Regions from separate parts of the Homo sapiens genome. Here region 1 is linked to region 2. The links are chromatin contacts, found by Hi-C or POLR2A ChIA-PET in ENCODE. All regions are on one chromosome and are shown on one strand. Each heading gives the region's core, a stretch centred on a gene start or an enhancer-like site at or near the end of the contact. The rest is flanking DNA. Distances are from core to core; before and after follow the strand shown. Region 1 overlaps CPEB3 (cytoplasmic polyadenylation element binding protein 3). Region 2 overlaps CPEB3 (cytoplasmic polyadenylation element binding protein 3).

Region 1 (2,743 bases), core at 190-2,689, 120 kb after region 2:
TGGCAAAGTAATCTATATTATTGTCTTAGAATTTTACCATTCATCCCAAGACTTCTAGTTTAGAGGGCCATGTTATCAAGACAAAAAGTTAACATCTGCAACTTTTATGTATAATCCTAGGGATTGGGTTTCTTTGAAACACACTGAGCTTTGGGAACTGATGTATACCTTGGAATAGAAGACGTTTTTTAAAGGAATTCATTGTGACTTTGCTAGACAAGCTGAAGTTGAATACAGTACAGTTCACTTGAATGATAAACATTTATTGAGCATCTACTGTATTACTGGCACTGAGAAAATATGTGTCATGCAAAACTGAATATCCCACTATCATGTTAAAGAGGTAATCATTTACAGACAGTCAAAAGATTTCAGAAGAAAACAAATGTGTTTATAGAATGTGAACTCAGAATTAACTGGAGACCAGATTATATTCTTTAACATGATTTTCAAATTTGGTTTTGAAATGCTTTAGAGCATTTTTTATTATTTCCAAGGGATATTCTAGTTATGGAATTTTGGAAAGTCTAAAACTATTTTAAGCATTTTATGTAGACTGATCCTGGACTAGATATGGGTGTCCCTACTCAACAGGTGTGATTTTAGATGTCCAGGTGGATTTTTACCTTATTCAGGGCCAAAAAGTATCCCTTAATATGTCACAGTGACTAAAATGTTATCACTGAAGTGTTATTCCTTTGGATCTTGTGAGTTTTTTTTTTTTAATCTTTGATATTTCCTCATTGTAAGACAAGGACCAATATCACTGATAGTTATTCTGAATACAGGCCTTATCCCTTTAAACAGAAATATACAAACACCTCTTAAAGAAAAAAGGCAACCTATTTTAAGCAGTATTGTCCTGAGTTTCTGGTTCTTTGATAAACCTTCCTTTTAAAAACTCAGGTTGGACCAGCCTGGGCAACATGGTGAAACCCTGTCTCTACAATAAATACAAAAATTAGCCAGGCATGATGGCACACTCCTGTAGTTCCAGCTACTTGGGGGGCTGAGGCAGGAGAACCACTTGAGCCCAGGGAGCTCGGGGCTGCAGTGAGCTGAGATTGCATCAGTGCACTCCAGCCTGGGTGACAGTAAGACCTTATCTCAAAAAAAAAAAAAAAAAAAATTAGGTTGGAAAAAAATCACAGTCCTAGAAAGGAAAAGAAAAGCAAAGCTGAAAATGGGAAAATATCAGTGGAAAATTTAGATGAGCTTACTCATTGCCTGATTGTGGGTTTTTCTATGTCAAATAATACACATTATTACTGTCTCTTCCTTTCATCATTCCCATCGGTGACAATAGCAAGCCAACGATGGTTTGCCTGAAGTCTCCTGGTGTTTATCAGATCTTGTTTTCTTTCTACTCCCCACCTCACCCTGCCCTCACATTAGGAAAGCCTGTAAGTAGACTCACCGTGCCACCATGTGGCTAAAGCTCGCATATTCTTTAGAGTCAGTACAGGGTAATAATGGGCAGTTTGATTCTCCTCCTGCTGCCACCTGGAAGTACAACACGTTGCCACTCTGCTTCATTCACGTAATGTGAATCTCCATACAGAAATAGCCCTGTTGCATATCTCTGTGGCATTAGGACCTCTCCAGAATGCATATCTCTTCACTCTGACAGAAAATAAGTGCCAGACTTGGGGGTTATGATATCACCAGGAAAAAGTAGAGAGTGAGGTATGTGGTCTCTGTACTCTTCCCCAGTTGATTAACATGAGTATTCCTCTGATCCCAAATTTCTTGGTTTTGGCATCTGATGGGAGGACTGCCCCAGTGACCAAGCTTTTGGATCCATTCATTCCCAACCTTGATCAGGCTGGAAAAACTTTCAGTCTTTCTCATTAGAAGCATATAAACTGTTCTTGACTTCATGACTTCCTTAGGCCCTGCAAACAGATCAATCTTGAGAGAGTGCTCATCTGAATCCCCACAACCTACTGTTTTCTCGTTCATCTTTTGGTTCTATCTTTCCTAACAATTGCTGTGATAATTCCTTCCTTTCTTTTTTTCCCCTACCAATATTCTGTGGTGAATCCTGAAATTTCTTTCTCTGCCTTCCCCACCTGCCCTGACTGTTGTGAGGATGGTTTTTCTGTGGGAGGTAAAAATTTGTGAAGTAAATATTCAGAGATATGTGGCATATATCTAGAGAACATATATCCTGAATTTTTCTAAGATCATTTATTTCAGACATTTTATATAAACATTTGATAGTTCACATGTATTAGAAACCATGTCCTGATTTGTGACTTAGGAAACAGGAGTATATTATAACCCTATCCTTTATTGTTGTTTTATGATATGGTTGCAGGCAGAAACCATCCTGTATCAAGTTTTTCAACAGTAGAAGCTTTTTCACCATGTCCTAAGTTCAGTATGGGTTGTCCCGGATAAACTCCAGATTTGGCATACTGACTTGATTAACTGTATTACCTTTAGGGATAAGGGTTTTCCTAATGTTAGTATGTGTTTGTGTCCTCCCTCTGCACCAAAAGCAAACCCTCATCCAAAGCTGATGTCAAACTTTGCCATATCAGTGGCAGGCTGTGTGATATTAGCATAAAACCAAAATAACACTGCAATGAATTGATACTTATAGAGCATAAAACCAGGCCAACTTAAATGTTAAGCAGAGATTCACAGGGTGGGAGAGGGGCAAGAACCCTGGACAAAACTAAACATTTGAATACCACTCTGTCCTCAGCAGTGTGCCCAGAGCTCTCATGGATGTTTA
Region 2 (2,714 bases), core at 189-2,688:
GGTCTGGAACTTCTGGCTTTAAGTGATCATCTCACCTTGGCCTCCCAAAGTGCTGGGATTATAGGTGTGAGCCACCATGCTTGGCTGAAATTAATTTTACTAATATATTTTATTTAACCTCTATATGTGAAATGTTATTTCAACACATGATCAATACAAAAATTATTAATGAGATGTTTTACTTTTTTTTGTACTAAGTCTTTGAAATCCGGTGGGTACTTTACAAATACAGCACATCTCAGTTTATTCTAGCGACATTTCAAGTGCTCAATAGCCACATGTGGTTAGTGGCTACTATATTGGACAATGAGGATATATTGTTTTAGGCTGGGCAAAGTGGCTCACACCTGTAATCCCAGCACTTTGGGAGACCGAGGTGAGTGGATCACCTGAGGTCAGGAGTTTGAGACCAGCCTGGCCAACATGGTGAAACCCCATCTCTATTAAAAACACAAAAATTAGCTGGGCAGTGGTGAGTGCCTGTAATCCCAGCTACTTGGGAGGCTGAGGCAGGAGAATTGGTTGAACCTGGGAAGTGGAGGTTGCAGTGAGCTGAAGTTGCACCACTGTACAACTGTCTTGTTGTACACTGTCTTGTTGTACCACTGTCTTGTTGCCTGGGCAACAAGAGTGAAACTCCATCTCAAAAAAAAAAAAAAAAAAGAATTTATTGTCTTAAAACATATATGTTGGAGCTGGGCACGGTGGCTCCTGCCTATAATCCTGGCACTTTGGGAGGCCAAGGTGAGCACATCACTTGAGGTCAGGAGTTCAAAACCAGCCTGGCCAACATAGTGAAACCCCGTCTCTACTAAAAGTACAAAAAATAAAAATAAAAAATTAACCAGGAGTGGTGGCGGGTGCCTGTAATCCCAGCTTCTTGGAAGGCTGAGGCAGGAGAATTGCTTGAACCCTGGAGGTGGAGGTTGCAGTGAGTCGAGATGGCACCACTGCACTCCAGCCTGGGCAACAAAGTGAAACTCCGTCTCAAAAAAAGAAAAAGATATATGATCTTAGAACATATATGTTTGAGCTGGGCGCAGTGGCTCATGCCCATAATTCTAGCACTTTGGGAGGCTGAGGTGGGCGGATCACTTGAGGTCAGGAGTTCAAAACCAGCCTAGCCAACATAGTGAAACCCGGTCTCTACTAAAAATACACACAAAAAAATTAACCTGGTGTGGTGGCGGGCTCCTGTAATCCCAGCTACTTGGGAGGCTGAGGCAGGAGAATTGCTTGAACCTGAGAGGCAGAGGTTGCAGTGAGCCAAGATCGCGCCACTGCACGCCAGCCTGGGCAACAGAGCGAGACTCTGTCTCAAAAAAAAAAAAAAAAAATTATGATATATGTTTGAATGAGCTGTTGTTTAAAACAATTTGAGCTTAGATAGTTTGTGTTCCGTGTCATGATTTGGCACAGTTTATCTGTTCTGAGTCATAGTTTCTGTTTCTATGTGGTTTCTGTTTCATTTCTCACTTTCATGCATAAATCTGTGATCTTCCATTAGCATGCCATTATTAATACACATATACAGAGATATAATCTATAATTTACAAAGACAATGTAAGAGTTTTCTTGGATACTTGATAAATTATCTACCAGACTAAGCCTTCACTTCCAGTAGGTATTGTTTCATCAAATTTTCTAAACAAAAATTGTCTAAAAGTGGCTGAATGCTTATATTGTTCCACCAGTTTTTATTTTATGTGGTGCTTTCTTTATAGCTGACAAAAGCATTTTACATATATTCTCACTTATAAGATATTTCATGGTATTTTCTTTGAGCTTTCATGTTTATAGCTTTTATTTATTGATTTATTTTTTGAGATGGAGTCTCACTCTGTTGCCCAGGCTGGAGTGCAGTGATGTGATCTCAGCTCACTGCAACCTCTGCCTGTATTTATATATGTACCAGGCTCAAGCGATTCTCCTGCCTCAGCCTCCTGAGTAGTGGGATTACAGGCATGTGCCACCACGCCTGGCTAATTTTTGTATTTTTATACAGACTGGGTTTCATCATCTTGGCCAGGCTGGTCTCGAACTCCTGACCTCAAGTAATCCGCCCGCCTTGGCCTCCCAAAGTGCTGGGATTACAGGCATGAGCCACCACGCCTGGCCATATTTATAGCTTTAAATGAAATTGTTTTTATTTAGTATAGATGTTATCAACACAATTATAACATTATTCAAATGAAGAGTAGTTGTTAAAGTCATCATATATCCATTGGAATTGAATTATACCCTCAGTTTTTCCAAGAGACTACAGATTGTTCAATAGTTTATGTATTACCCCTTAAAGTGTGTATGTGTGCGTGTATGTTTATATTTTTCTTCCTTTCTTTTGGTTTCCAGCAACTTTCCTATCCTGCATTATTTCAAAATAATTGCTATTAATTTTTTATACACATTCAGTTCCACTTAGTTGAATGGAATATATTTGCCACTTTCCTTTTTCACAGTTTCATAGTTTGCTGCCTGTAAATCATGCCTGATTTTACTTTGGTTCATTATTACTCCTTCATGAAGACAGAATTGAGGTCCCTTCTGCTTCCATACCATAGTTGATGACCACCTTCATTTGTATCTTTATAGCATCCAGGTGAGGTAGGCATTATTGTTATCCACATTTCTCAAATGAGGAAACTCATACACAGGGAGATTAAATAACTTATTCAATTCTATTGAAATTTGAGTGCTTACAGTGTGCTGTGATT

Evidence for each region. A loop is a pair of places that touch in the nucleus more often than their neighbours do. ChIA-PET counts read pairs that join two places held with the same protein, here RNA polymerase II (POLR2A). Pooled maps may share reads with other maps.
Region 1: a loop to region 2 is called in a map of naive thymus-derived CD4-positive, alpha-beta T cell, with 13 times the contacts of the local background. The contact joins two enhancer-like sites. A Hi-C loop is called at or near these places in 5 of 168 maps with a recorded cell type or tissue (GM12878, HCT116, K562 and 2 more), 15 of 37 single-sample maps with no recorded cell type and 9 of 50 pooled maps. POLR2A ChIA-PET finds 5 or more read pairs at or near these places in 6 of 52 experiments (GM12878, K562, OCI-LY7 and 3 more).

The regions. Positions count from the first base shown.
Region 1 is chr10:92,086,612-92,089,354 of GRCh38, reverse strand. All of the region lies in intron 8 of CPEB3 (cytoplasmic polyadenylation element binding protein 3), which reads left to right. Among named protein-coding and RNA genes, the nearest start is that of BTAF1, 160 kb to the right of the region's middle. Within about 2 kb of position 1,439, at least 9 of the 41 ENCODE cell types and tissues checked have a DNase peak (open chromatin) inside an H3K27ac peak, as active enhancers do.
Region 2 is chr10:92,210,160-92,212,873 of GRCh38, reverse strand. All of the region lies in intron 2 of CPEB3 (cytoplasmic polyadenylation element binding protein 3), which reads left to right. Among named protein-coding and RNA genes, the nearest start is that of CPEB3, 80 kb to the left of the region's middle. RefSeq lists an enhancer at 1,373-1,542. Within about 2 kb of position 1,438, at least 7 of the 41 ENCODE cell types and tissues checked have a DNase peak (open chromatin) inside an H3K27ac peak, as active enhancers do.